Linked DNA regions of Homo sapiens: all the other regions are linked to region 1. Evidence: chromatin loops called from intact Hi-C (ENCODE). Cell type or tissue: dorsolateral prefrontal cortex. All regions are shown on one strand.

Evidence for each region. Hi-C counts contacts between places; a loop is a spot of excess contacts. Peaks named below come from ENCODE experiments on the same cell type or tissue, not always from the same donor. Only the 100,000 strongest peaks of a DNase experiment are listed, where the experiment ranks them.
Region 2: it touches region 1 in a loop (4-fold over the local background); 13 of 110 quality-filtered maps call a loop at or near these places.
Region 3: a loop joins it to region 1, with 7 times the contacts of the local background. A loop is called at or near these places in 5 of 110 quality-filtered maps.

Annotation. Positions count from the first base shown.
Region 1 is chr4:176,042,232-176,047,231 of GRCh38, forward strand. No RefSeq gene overlaps it. Among named protein-coding and RNA genes, the nearest start is that of WDR17, 21 kb to the right of the region's middle. In dorsolateral prefrontal cortex, no CTCF peak of the experiment used is centred here; a DNase peak (open chromatin) is centred at 2,490; H3K27ac peaks cover 2,330 bases.
Region 2 is chr4:175,950,359-175,955,358 of GRCh38, forward strand. The region is part of intron 2 of LOC107984113 (a long non-coding RNA gene); the gene reads right to left. It also overlaps a transcript of GPM6A not described here. Among named protein-coding and RNA genes, the nearest start is that of WDR17, 110 kb to the right of the region's middle. In dorsolateral prefrontal cortex, no CTCF peak of the experiment used is centred here; no DNase peak of the experiment used is centred here.
Region 3 is chr4:175,558,549-175,563,548 of GRCh38, forward strand. No RefSeq gene overlaps it. Among named protein-coding and RNA genes, the nearest start is that of GPM6A-DT, 230 kb to the right of the region's middle. In dorsolateral prefrontal cortex, CTCF peaks have their summits at 2,253 (motif pointing right) and 2,455; a DNase peak (open chromatin) is centred at 4,203; H3K27ac peaks cover 4,494 bases.

The DNA.
Region 1 (5,000 bases):
GTGTCACTGAATGTGAGATGGTTCTCTTGAAGACAGTATACCAATGGGTCTTAGTTCTTTATCCATCTTGCCACTCTGTTCCCATTAATTGGGCATTTAGGCTAAATGCCTCTTTACATTCAAGGTTAGTATTAATACATGTGGATTTGATCCTGTCATCATGATGTTAGCTGGGTACTATGCAGACCTGTTTGTGTGGTTGCTTTTTAGTGTCACTGGTCTGTGTACTTAAGTGTGTTTTTGTAGTGGCTGATACTGGTCTTTTCTTTGCATATTTAGTGCTTCCTTTGGGAACTCTTCAAAGCAAGTCTGGTGGTAACAAATTCCCTCAGCATTTGCCTGTCTGCAAAGGAACTTATTTTTCCTTTGCTTATGAAGCTTAGTTTGGCCAGATATGAAATTCTGTGTTGAATTTCTTTTCTTTAAAATGTTGAATATTGGCCCCCAATCATTTCTGACTTTAGTGTTTCTGCTGAGATATTCACTGTTAATCTGATGGGCTTCCCTTTGCAGGTGACCTGATTTTTCTCTCTAGCTGCCTTTAACATTTTATTAATTCTTGGAGAATCTGATGATTATATGTCTTGGAAATGATCTTGTGAAGTCTCTTACTGGGATTTTCTGAATTTTCTGAATTTAAATGTTGGTCTCTCTAGCTAGGTTAGGGAAGTTCTCATGAATGATATCTTAAAATATGTTTTCCAAGGTGCTTGTACTCTCCCCATCTCTTTCAGGGACACCAATGAATCATAGATTTAGTCTTCTTACATAATCTCATATTTCTCAAAGGTTTTGTTTATTCTTTTTTGTTCTCTTTTCTCTATTCTTGTTGACTGTCTTATTTCAGAAAGCCAATCTTCAAGCTCTGAGATTCTTTCCTCAGCTTGGTGTATACTGCGATTAATACTTGTGATTGGATTGTGAAACTCTTGTAGTGTGTTTTTCAGCTATATCAGGTCAGCTACCACCTTTTCTATACTGGCTACTTTGTCTGTCAGCTCCTATACCATTTTATTGTGATTCTCAACTTCGTTGGATTGGGTTTCAGTGTACTCCGGCATCTCAATGATTTTTGTTTCAATCCATATTCTGAATTCTATTTCTGTCATTTCAGCCATCTTGACCTGGTTCAGAACCCTTGCTGAAGAGGTGATGCAGTCATTTGGAGGAAAGAAGGAAGTCTGGCTTTTGGAGTTGTCAGAGTCCTTGCATTGGTTCTTTCTCATCTTTGTGGGCTGATGTTTCTTCAGTCTTTTAAGTTGTCACCTCTGGATTTTTTTTTTACTTTATCCTATTTATTTCCTGACCTTGAAGGTTTGATTGTTGTATAAGGATTCAGCCAACTGGCTTCATTTCTGGAAGATTTTAGGGGGCCACTGCTCAGCTCCCAATTCCTGGACTGCATGCGCTATCTCTAGGGTTGAGGTGGGGGGACTTGTATCAGCCCTGACTTCGTTCTCAGGCTCCTCAAAGTTAGGACTCTATTGTGCTGGGTGGGAGGTGAGGTGATCCTGGACTGCTGGTACTAGTCACTAGACTCTGATGGGTGGTGTCAGCCAAAGCATTTCATAGTGCAATGGCAGCAGGATCTGTCGTCATTTGCACTTGTCAGCAGCAACAGTAGCTGTAGCAAGGGGTTCACACTCTCAGCTGTGGCAGGCTGCTAGCAGATGCAGAGGTGCCTGCTTCCACGCAGGTGTCCATCACGGTAGTGGAGGCAACACAGCTGGTTGGGGGGGTGCTTGCTGTTGACAGTGCACAGTCACACTGGTAGGGTGGGGCTCTGGTGGGTGCAGGTCTGCGTGTATTCTCTGTGGCCGTAGGCAAGGGTGGTCACTCAGGGTACAGAAGGGTTTGCTGTTCTCTGTGTCTAGTTTCACTATCATGGCAGTGCTGGTGCAAGAGCGAGGAGCTGGTGGGAGCAGGGCTGGCTGGCTCTATTACTGCCAAAGTTCTGACTTCAAAGGTAGTCCAGTGGGGGGAGAAGGGGTAGAGGGCATGCCCACTGCAGCAGTCACAGGGCAGGGTGCACGCCCACATGTGTGCTAGCAGTGCAAGGAAAACAAAACCTGCCCACTCCCACAGGTGCCAGCAAAGTGATGTGGAGGTTTGCTGTGGGCCCCAGGAAAGCTGCAGCATGGGGAAGACCTGGGTAGGCTGGTGTGTGGCCACGGGGGCTGACCCGCTGGAGCTCTCTACTGGCAGGCACAGTCTGCCAGTGCAGGAGCTATGATGCAAGTCCCTCGGGTAACTGAGACTGCCCTGCAAGAAGATGTAGCCAGGCTGGGGCCCAGTAGACCAAGGGGTGCTCAGGTTGGACCAGCCAGGTCTGATGGGCAAGACTGCCCTGCAGAATTCAGGGCCCGCAGTTCTCTTAGGACTAACGTCTCCTATGGGAGCAAATTGAGCCTAGGGAAATGGGCTTCCCTTGTTGTGCTCTGCTACAGACATTCCTGCAAACTCTCTGGGCTTCACTTCAGCTGGCATGCTGCCCCTACCACTTCTCTAAGCAGCTCTCCCTGCCTACTCGAGTTTCCATGGTGATTGAAGATTCTTCTCCTGCCAGGATTCCAGAGGAGCATGGGAACAGTGGGTTGCTCCTTGCCAGTTCAACTCACTTGTTCCCCCAGGGTCACTGGGGGCCAGGAAAAAGTCCTGGTGCATGGTAGCCCCAGGCAGGGTTCCCAGCTTCCTCTCCCTTCGGTCCAGCTTCTGTATCTTCCTTCTGTCCACTCTTTGTGCCTTCCCTCTGAAGATCTGTCAGAAGTGTGCCAATTGTCTCAGTCCCTTAGTGGCAGCTGTTCCAACTGGCTGTGTCTAGTTGGCTATCTTGGCGTCTCTCCTCAATAAATTTTAAGAATGTAAAAGGCTGTAAGAACAAGACCATGATTATATTACATAATGAGAATGAGAAAGCAGAAAAAAAAAAAAAAAAGAACAACACCATGAGAACTGCTGCTGTAGACCACTGGGTTAATGTCACTTAAAAGAGAGGAAACAGGGAAAAAGCGTCAAAAATTAAGCTTACAGTCAAACAAAATATTGATGTAAGAAAGTCAGCCACAAAGAAGATTAGAGTCAAAAGTCAGCAATCAAAGATAGATTGAGCTAGTAGAAAATCAAACTTCACCTTTCCTGAAAATGGAACCATCTAGACTCAGGGACCTTGCCATATAGTGTATTAGCCAGAGTTCTCTAGAGAGACACAACCAGTAGGAAGGATAGATAGATAGATAGATAGATAGATAGATAGATAGATAGATAGGGGATTTATTAGGGGAACTGACTCACATGATTATGGAGACTGTGCAGTCCCACTATAGGCCACATGCAAGCATCAGAATCAGGGATACTGGTAGTGTGGCTTGGTCCAAGCCCGAAAGCCTCAGAACTAGGGGAGCTGATAATGTAACTCTTAGTTTGAGTCCAAAGGCCAAAGAACCTGGAAGCCTGCTAGTGCAAGTCCTGAATCCAAAGCTCATCATAACTCTTGAAGAACCTGGAGTTATGATGCCCAAGGGCAAGAGAAGAAGGGAGGCCCAACTCTACAAGAGAGAGAGACAGAGAACTTGCCTTCCTCTGCCTTTTTGTTCTCTCTGGGCCCCCAGCCATTTGCATCATGCTTGCCCACATTGAGGGCAGACCTGCCCTACCCAGCCCACTGACTCACATGCCAATCTCCTCTGGAAACACCCTTACAGAAATAATACTTTACCAGTTATCTATGTATCGTTAATCCAGTCAAGTTGACACCAAAAATTAAGCACCACACTTGGAATAACTGTGGTCTCATTGGCAAATGGATAGGAAGCTATGAAGTTCTGTGGAACAAGCTCTATAATTACAAATATTAAATATCTATATCCTAGAGAAGCCTACAGTTTTGTGGAGGAATGCTACATTTATTTCTATGAAAGGTTTACAGTCATGAATTAAAGTGAGACCACTTAGTTTCTTTGTGTGATTTTTTTTTTCTCCCAACAACATTCCAACACTTGAGCATAAGCAAGTAGAGGGTGGGATTGAGGTGTTTCTGGCATGCAGAGGGAAACAATGGAATTGGAGACATTGATAAGTGAGAAATTATAATGATGAGACATTATTTTGGGGTTGAGTTAAAAGGGAAGTGCAGGTAGCAGATGATGGATTGGATAGTTAAAAAAAAAAAAAACTTGAAAGATAAAAACAAACAAGCATCCCAGTGAGTTAGACTTCTTGAAGGAGGTAAGAATTGTTGGAGTCTGGGTACTAGAATGAATGAATTAGAAATATACGAGCAAGCGATTAGAAAGTGGGATGCGTAAAATAGAGATTTTAGAGCATGCTTGTCCAACCCATGGCCCAGTGGGTTGTCCAACCCGCAGCCCAGGCTGGCTTCAAGTGTGGCCCAACACAAATTTGTAAACTTTTCTTAAAACATTACGAGATTTTGTGGGTCATTTTTTTTTAGCTCATCAGCTATTGTTACTGTTAATGTATTTTATGTGTGGCCCAAGATAATTCTTCTTCTTCCAATGTGGCCCATAGAAACCAAAAGATTGAACGCCACTGTTTTAGAGGTTGTGCAGGTATTGATTGCAGCAAGATAATGGTCCCTGGGTTTCTTCCTGTTGCTACATGGTGAGTATCTTCAGAGCAATGGAAATTAACACAATATGAAGATAGAGAATGTCTCCTCTCCCCTAATTTGTCATGTTTTTTGATAGCAAAATCTAAACTTAGCTTTCTAATCTTCCCCAGAACAAATTGCTTACATTCCAGGGTAAAAGGACTTCCCATCTTTCCCCAAAAGAGGATGTGTTTACATTCCAGAGTAAAAGATAGTCATGTCAATCTCTCTCCCTCTCTCTGAGGATATGCCAGCAGTTCCAACATAAGCTCTGGGTTTTGATAATTTCAGAGTTCCTCTCCTATGATGCTAACCCCATCAGGTACATGTAACTCTTGTCATGTCTCTCCATGAGGAACTGGGGCATGGAGAAAAGGTATTCTGTGAGTAA
Region 2 (5,000 bases), 92 kb before region 1:
CCATTGATTCCTAAGACAAGACATTCCAAGCACATAATATGTTCTATACAACTGGATATAATTTTGAAATGTGAAAATAAGAATATAATACTTGTGAATTATTTCCAACTTTCAACAAAACTTAAATATTCCAGGTTTAACCATGACTTTCCAGGAAAGGAATTGCAAGATGATGTCTGGTTATTGAAACGTGCTTCAAAAGTGGAAAAAAGTAGCTTTGGGGGAGTTTTTACATTTAACTTTACTCTCAAAAGAACCTAGGACAATCTGCTGCAGTCAACAGATTGGGCAGTGCTATTTTTTGCTGTGCCTGAGTGTGCTGGCAGGGGAAATGAGGGGACAAAGTCCTCACTTACATTTAGAGAAATGTATTATTTTCATGAAAGTATTTTTAAATGACACACAATAGTTCTAAATGTCATGATATTTCTTGTCACCTTAAATGATTAATAGCAAGAATTCTATTATTCCTACAGAAATTATCAGCCATAATTTCAACAATGTTAATTTCTGAATTATCAAAAATATTTAGTTGAGTAAGAAAGTAGAGCTCTGAAACTAAAAATACTTACAGGAGCAGAGATAATACTAAATGTTAAAATATAGTATTTGTAAGACTTTTTTTTTTCTCCCATGAATATTTAGAAAGCCTTTTTGGTTATTTCAGGCTTCTGTTATACTGAATGCCACCCATTCCAAGTGACCACTGGGAAAGGGAATTTCATCTCTGCAACCTAGAAATTACTACTCTTAAATACAACACGTCGATAAATAATTGGAAAGCTTCATCTATCATCCTGCCTACTGAACTCCCCATGGAATGAAAAACGTCACCTTCTCAAGATGCTTATCTGCCCAACTGACCCTGTAACAAGCCATTTTTCTTTATAAATAGTATTTCATGTGAAAATACTACTTTTAGTAGGAAAAATGGGTGGAAGAACCATACATTATGATTTTTTAAATCTGTGGATATAGAAGTGAAGATGGAGATAAAACAGTAAAAATAGATATTGATTCCCATGATGTCCATATGATTAGGCCATGAACAGACAGAAAAGGAAAGAGAGAGGATAGAGTTGGACAAGCACTGGCCTATAAGTCCGAAATTTCTGGATTCCATCCTCATTACCTCTGACGGCGAAATAATCTCTTGAGGCTTCAGTGTCCTTAACTAAAAATGAGGGGAATACCATCTACCTTGAAAGGCTGTTGAAGCAATGAGGCTTTAGGCATTTAAAGCAACTAGAATACGCACAGTTAATAAGTAATAGCTAATAAGAAATATGAATGAATTGCAACAATTTTCTGAAAAAATATCTGGATTTATCCCAGAATTATATAGCTTTATACAAGTCAAGGCTTCTTCACATTTATATTACCTGGGTAGTTAATGGTATTGGTTAATGCGGAGCGTGTTTGTGAATGAGATAAGACTTAAACTGGTAAACTTTTCATAAGCAGATTGCCCTGCATAATGAGGTGGGCCCCATTCAATCACTTGAAGGCCTGAATAGAAAAAAAAAGACCAGCTTCTCTGAACAAGAGGGAATTCTCCAGCAGTCTACCTTCCAACTTTCCCTACACCATCGGCTCTCCTGGGCTTGCAGCCTGCTGGCAGCCATGCTGCAGACTTTGGACTCACCAGCCTCCATAATCATGTGAGTCAATTCCTTATGATAAATCTCCTTCCACACAGACACACATTCTGCTGATTCTCTTTCTCTGCAGAACCATGACTAATACAGTGATATTACAAGGCCCAGGTGACCAAATATCTCAGAGACAAGTAACTAAAACAAATACCTCAGAGACAAGTAACTAAACTTTCCTTTTCAAGAGTCAAAAATCTGTTTGACTCTTGAGAGTCTTTGACTTTTGAGAACATTCTTTTATGTTTGAAATATTCAAGTTAAGATACTATATTCCTTAAGAAGCTAGGAGAAGTTCGTTTCTATGTACACTTCAAAGCTAGATGTCCAAGGAGTCTAGTGGAGTTCTAAGCTGCATAATGGATTCCCATGATGGATTGTAGCTTAAGGTAGTGATCTCAGAATGGATGTCCCCAAAGCAATGGAATTAACATATTATTCAGTTATTTTCCCAGTTGCCCATTGTAACAAGGAGCGGAGGCTACAGTACCTCCACCTTCTTAGGGTAAGGATTGTTGTAAGAAAAAATTTTAAATTCTTCCATTTAAGCAACATGTAACTAGGAATATTAGAAAGCATTAATCCATTCACTCATTCCAGAGATATTTTTGTGTACATCTTTCCTGAAAATTTTTGTAATACATTTTGTCCCAGAGCCCACAAAATCATATAATAAAATAGATAATGAGCCATCCTGTCCACCAATGAGTCCAGTCCTGGTGTATTACAATGCCCAAAGAAAGCAGAAATCCGGTGGGGGCATGGGAACTTGGGCCTGTAATCTCAGCACTTTGGGAGGCTGAGATGGGAGGATCCCTTGAGCCCCACAGTTCAAGACCAGCCTGAGCAACATGGCAAAACCCCATTTCCACTAAAAATATAAAAATTTGCTAGGCATGGTGGCGCATGACTGTGGTCCTGACTACTTGGGATTGCTTGACCCCAGTGGGTAGAGGCTGCAGTGAGCCAAGATCACACTACTGCTCTCCAGTGTGGGCGACAGAACAAGACCCTGTTTTTAAAAAAAAAAAAAAAAGGAGAGAAAAAGAAAAGAAAAACAGAAATCCCCTTGCCTTAAAAGTTAAATAATGGGAATGTTCTACTTTGATTCAAGAATAGAGCATGCATGCATTCTACATATCTAAAATCCTAAATTTTATAAAACAAATAAAGAAATCAAAGGGCAGGGAAATTTTATTCTATATCAAACTGTTCCAAGAATTTGATAGTTTTTGAAGCTGAAAAACCTATAAATACACTGTGTTGGAACCTCGGCTGTATCATGACAATTTTCCACAGAGAAGTAGTCTAAGGGAAAGTAATTTGTGTAATAGATGTGAAAATGACTCCGGAAATAGCATTTGCAGACCTAAACTGTATCCATTTTAAGATATGTAGTACAAAGAATTAGGAAGAATGCACTTTCTAACCACAAAAAGAGTAGCCAATTGCCTGTAAAGCAGTGTATGGCAGGGATTTAATTGATATTTGCATGTCATTATTTTTAGTTAATATAGTATTATTGCTTTGTTTATTATGACACATTACACAACTTTGAGTTCTGCAGGACACATGGCAGACTTATAATGTATATAAAAACTACCATGGAGGTCGGGCGCAGTGGCTCACACCTGCAATTCCAGCACTTTGGGAGGCCGAGGTGGGCGGATCACCTAAGGTCGGGATCGAGACCAGCCTGACCAACATGGAGAAACCCCGTCTCTACTAAAAATACAAAATTAGTCAGGCATGGTGGCACATGCCTGTAGTCCCAGCTACTTCGGAGGCTGTGGCAGGAGAATTGCTTGAACCCGGGAGGTGGGGGTTGTGATGAGCCGAGATCGTGCCATTGCACTCCAGCCTGGGCAACAAGAGCAAAACTCCATATCAAAAAATAAAATAAAATAAAATAACTACCATGGGAACTATTAAAATTGAGTTAGAAATGTTAACCCAGTTGGTTTAAAAAACATCTTTTTTTTACAGTCCTGAGAAATGCTGACAGCACTGATCACTGGGTGATAGAAATTTGTTCAATTACATGTCCTTAGCTTTTCTTCCTGGCCCGCTCTATACCTTGACTTTTCCTAGAGGGCAGTATAGTCTAGGGCTGAGCTGTCTGAGAAGGTAGACACTAGTCACATGTGGCTATTTCAATTTGAATAAACTAAAATTAGATGAAATGTAAATGCCTTTGCTCAGTTGTGCTGTTCACAATCCAGGTGCTCAACAGTCACTTGTGGCTAAGGCTCTGGTATTGTACAACAGAGATCTAGAACGTTTTCATCATCTCCATGAGTTCTACTGGACAGCACAGCTCTAGTGGCTAAGGGTGTGGCCCCCGTGGCTAGGTTGTATCAGTGCGAAACCCGGCTCAAGCACTTTAGAACTGTGTAAGCTTAAATGAGTTTCCTTGTCTTTCTGTGCCCCAGTTTCCTCACCTGAAAAATGAAAACACTATTAGAGTTTTAATTAAAATGTGTAGAGTACTGAGGACAGTGGCTAGCAAATAATATATACCACACTGAGTTTTGTCTATCATTTTTCCACCCGAAGAGTCAAGCCAAAGCAAAAGTCTTAAGAGGTCTAAAGAGGAGTGAATCTGAGATGATGAGTTAGACCATCTCTGGAGAGACAATGGAAGTCATCATTTCTGTTTTCCTTTCAGTGAGGTTGCACCCGTGTCTTAGCCTTTGTAGTCCAGCTACATCCCTTTCACAGGGCCTCATATCTGTCTTTTCCATGGGTCTTAAACATGATTTGGACTTGGAGTATTTTCTACATATCTAGGGCAAGAGTAGAACTTTACCCTGGCTGCCTGATGGCAAACAGCCAAACCTTGTAGTAATGGAACAAAAGAGAGATAGCCAGGGACTACAGTAAATTAACAGCAGTGCTGAGAAGGTACTACAGGCGCTGTGAGGGCCTAATAATACTTAAGTCAAAGGACCAGACAATGACCTCAAACACAGATAAAACACCCTGTGTCTACTTGAGAATCCAAAACAAATTCCATGATTTTTCGTAAGAGTCCTGAGAAGTAGAGATGAATCACCCTATTCTCCAAAACACAATACCTGGAAGAAAAGTCCCTTGGCCTTCGCCACATAGATAATCCATGGCTGGACGAAGCCTGCACTTGACCTCTGGACTTTTCAAGCCAGTGCTGGAGATGAGAAGCAATTCCATCTGTTCCAACAAGCCCACATACCACACCTGTTACTGGGGTCCATGGGAGAAAGGAAAATCTAGTAAGTTCATTTGAAGGGGTAGCTTATTTCAATATGCGGTGTCCTTTGCTTTATTCAACAAATATTCAATAGCAAATATAGAATATGTTTACAAAAA
Region 3 (5,000 bases), 480 kb before region 1:
TTGATCATGGGCCGGGCGCGGTGGTTCACGCCTGTAATCCCAGCACTTTGGGAGGCCGAGGCGGGCGGATCACGAGGTCAGGAGATCTAGACCATTCTGGCTAACACGGTGAAATCCCGTCTCTACTAAAAATACAAAAAATGAGCCGGGCGCCATGGCGGGCGCCTGTAGTCCCAGCTACTCGGGAGGCTGAGGCAGGAGAATGGCTTGAACCCGGGAGGCGGAGCTTGCAGTGAACCGAGATTGTGCAGCTGCACTCCAGCCTGGGCGAAAGAGCGAGACTCCATCTCAAAAAAAAAAAAAAAAAAAAAAATAGGAAATTAGTTGATCATGAATGCTTGAGTTTATTTTTAGGCTCTCTATTCTGTTACAGTGGTCTATGTGTACGTTTTTATGCCAGTACCACACTTTGTTTTTGTAATATTATTTGAAATCCGGTAGTAGAATGCCTCCAACTTAATTTTTCTTTCTCAAGATTGCTGTGGTTGTTTGGAGTCTTTTGTAATCTAAAAAGCAGCTTAAGAGTAGTAAACAGATTTTGAAAATGATACAAAGGTAATCAGGCCTACTGAATCTTCAGATGGAATCAAGTTGAAACAGTCTCCTATAACACTTTGATAATTTGCAGAAAAATTTTGCCTTTAGAGGATTCTAGCAAACCTATTCTCAGTTCACTCAAATTATCAAGATCTTCTGAAGTTATTCAAGAATAACTTTCTATTTTGGCCATATTCCAAAGTCAACTTGAGGTGTAGGAGCAGAGTGTATTTGCGAAGGAGTAGGAGCAAGACAGAGTCGAAGTGGGAGGGAGAAGCACATACGACTCGGAGGAATTCTGGACTTCATTCCTTTAGGTGTTCTCTAATATACCCTTAGCCCATTTCCAATTTTCAAGCAAGCCTCTAAACTAATCCTTACAGCTTGTTACAGGTTCAACGAGGACGCAAACTCTTCACTACCCAAGAGAGCTATAATCTATCTATTTACGCATTTTTTCTCTCATTTTCTGGGTTTCTGACAGCTTAACTTGACTGAACTCACGAATAAGGGCACCAAGCTGATTACCTTGCATTTCCTGCCACAGAACAATTGCCTGAGAAGTTTTGTGGAAAAATGAATGCAAATTCCACAAGGAAGGAAGTTCATACTCAGAAAGCTCTTTTTAAACTCATTAAATCCATGGCTTTTGGAAAGGGATCAAGGAGAGAAGCTATAACTGAAAAAAATCAAGAAAGCATTCAATGTAATCTGCTTTCCATAATGAGGGTTTTTTTTAACTATGTATATTCATCAATGAAATAAAATTAGATAAGCCTTGAAGAAGTGTACTAGCAATAACTATTGTACTAAAATTATAAGGTGTAGAAAATGAAGAAAGTAAGAGACAGAATGATAGAAAGAGAAAGAGGGAGGGAGGGAAAGAAGGAAGAGGAAAATAAAGTTAAAATGAATTCGACAGAATAGCTACATATATATTTAAATACAAACTATGTAATGTTAATAGAACATGCCAAATACACAAAGCAAAACAGGAATGAGAAGTCTTACGGGGCCATAATTTTGCATGAATAACATCAACTTTTGTGGTAAAGCAGGGCAAAGACAGGAAATACAGGGAGAAGCACTTTAAAATTTCAGAAGAATTTAATGCATAAGAGGTTTCTTTCGGATTACAAAAGGTCCAAAGTCCAAGAGGTGGCAAGGCCATTTATAAAGACTTTATCCTGCACAATAAATAAAAAAAGGAAAGGAAAGGTAAAAGGAAGTAAAGAAATAAGGAAAGGAAGAAAATAAAGGAGAAACAAAGGAGAGAAAGGAAACAAAGAAATAAAGAGTGAGAAAGAAGAAAGGAAGAAAGAAAGAAAGAAACAAAGAGTAAGAAAGAAGAAAGAATAAAAAAGAGAGGAAGGAAGGAAGGGGGAGGGAGGGAGGGAAAAGAAAAGAAAGAAGAAAGAAAGAAAGAACAAAAAGAAAGAAAGAAAGAAAGAAAAGAGAAAGAAAGAGAGAGAGAGACAGAAACATAAGAGAGGACTTTCTTCAGCTATGTGCAAAATGTGGAGTGTAGCTGATCACAACATGTCCAGTTAGCCACAGTTTTTTCATTCTAAGTGTCAACTGTTTTATGTATAAAGAACCATAATAGAACATATAAATAAAATATATCCATCTGTGCATATCTGCAGTACATGGAAAGTATGTCCTGTTGTTAAAAGTCCTTCATAATTATGGATTTTGAGAGCCACTAGATGTCAGCATCTGATAATTCTATGAGAAACACACATGCTGGCTTTTTATTTCTGCGACAGACTTTCTGTTCAGCCATTTTCTTCATCTAAATGAAAGTGAACCAGAAATTCTATACCTTTTAAAATACTCATATTACTTGTAAGAAGATAAACAATTAATTTGATGTTACTATTTTTACAATTATGAGTTTTATGATATGTTAAGCAGATATGAATAAAAATATCAGCTTCTGTGTGTTTGTGTATATGTATATATACACACATATATACATATACATGCATATATGCATGTACATGTATACCCACATATGTAATGTGCATTGCCACTATACAAGAAGAAACTGCTTAAAATATTTTTTACCTCCTTAAGCCCTCAACAAGTGTTTCCTTTCTTCCTTCAAGAGAGCATTTCATCTGCCACATCACAGGAAATAATGAAGATATCTGAAGTTCTCCTTCTTGTTTTTATTCTATTGCAGATCTCATCCTTTCTACCTTTAGTGTGGATATTTTTGGATACTATATCTCCACACCTCTGCAGATCTGTTTCCTTGAGGGATAAAATGGTATCTTGTCCATCATATGTGCTGGGTAAAATCAGTGACTTTGTGAATGAATTAACACATGAGTTACTTAACTCATTGTAGGGAAATAATTTTTAAAGCAAGTTATATCTCTTAAGCCAGCCCATGAGTTTTGAAGAAGTCATTCTGGAGAATGCATATCATTAAATTTCCTGAGACTACAGATATTCAGTATCTTCAAATAATAACTGGGAAATTGCTGTTTGCCTTTCTCCTAATATCACTTTTTCTCAACACCTAATTTTGTAGAGGAGGGCAGCCAGAGAAAGAGAGAGGGAGAGTCTGTCTTCATTCCAACTGTGATGGCAGATACAATCAAGTGACATCTACCAAAGCCCTTTGCTGCAGTTGACAATGGAATATTTTGCAAAGGCTATGTATGTGTAAGGGGCACAGATGGTGGACCTGGGGAATATTAACACAAAGGTCCTAAAGACTGGTTATGCAATGGTTTTCTGTTGTGAACTCGCCACAGTTTGCCTGCATTTATCCTTCAAGTCTTAGCTGTGAGATCCTTCTTTCAATCCCAATTCTAGAACAAGGTCTCTCCTTTTCTCTGGGAAATTGTAGCTACAGACTGAGACTGTAAAATCCATTCACTTAACAAAAATCTATTCATCCCAACTCTCTGTGAGGCACTGTATTAGGTTCTGTGGGGGGATACAAAGATATATTCAAAACAGTCCCTATTCCAAGAGTTTAAAATGAATCATCTAAAAAAATTACAATCCTTTATAGTCTTAATATTCCATAAGTGATTGGTACTTCAAACCCATATAGCACAATTAGTCAGAGGACGTTGAATCATCTTACCAAAAAATTCTCATTGGTGCATTTAACACAAAAAAAATTCAAATCTTAGCAGTTGACTTTTTTTAGATGAAGTAATTGAAATACTTAGAAGAAATTGTTTGCTTCAGGCTATGGAGTGAGCTGAGATTATATAACCATCTTCACTAGTATGCTGCTGGTATTCAGTTCTAATGCCTGTAAAATCTTGATTGAAAACAATTTATTAAGCAATAGGTACAACAGCAAACATGAATTCATGAGTATGTCTTCATTCAGTAGCACTGTTAATACAACAATGTTGCACGATGGCTCCTGGACACCAAATATTTAGTGGAAGAGACTTTATTTCAGCTATCTCAGAAGAATATGTCAGATGAATTTCTCTTTTTACTTCAAATCTATTAAATTGAAGGTTTTTCCCATTTTTACCTATTTCCTCTCGATCTATTCACTCTTTAGTAAATACGCTAAAAGGATGATGAGGCAAGAGATCAGGTGTGTCCATGTGCACCTGGAAACATTTTCTCTCTCTTGCTGGTGAAGGGAGTGCTGGCAGAAGCAGACCTGTCACTCAGGCAGAGGGAACAGATGGAGTGAGAAAATTTCTACATACAGGCAGCCCTGAGGAGCTGTGTGGAGAACATACGCAACAGGCATTTCATTTTCAATCTGCCTTCGCACTGTATTTATGATTTTGTGAAAATGTCTGGTTTCTTAACTGAATGCTGCATTGAATTGCCTCACAAACTTTTATGTTAATCAAACAATAGCTCTTCAGGTAGCCTAAAAAACAAATCACAGACTTCCCGGGGTTGTGCAAGAAAGGCTGAAAGCAGAATTTTGTAGTTTAAATTTTATGTTTTATGTATGTATATTTTTGAACATGGTATTGAGAAGATGTCAGATATGGGTGATTACTGGTAATATAATGAAAAGTGTATTATATATGCGTGTATATATATATACCTATTATTTAATAAAATCTATATGAAATGCTGTTAAAAAATCAGCAAAATTAAACTGTAGAAAAATGATAGCTATAAATTTAAGGACAAGTAACTAACCAATCAGTTACTGAGCTGGAATAATAAATTACACTGAACAGGGACTGACTTGAAGACAGTAAAGCCCGTGACATTATTCATTTTACCTGTGTCCTGTAAAAACTCTCAGACAATGGAAAGAAATGGTATTTACAGAAGAAAATAAATTACTTGTCATTGTAGGGAAAAAAAGCTTTGACATGTATAGATAATAAGGTTTCTTAGAGTTGCTTATCCTTTTACAATAATAATATTCCAATATACCAGTTTTAACTATCTCACTGACCTTCAATTTCATAGCTCCTAGAGGACCCACAAAGATCTAGGGACTGAAA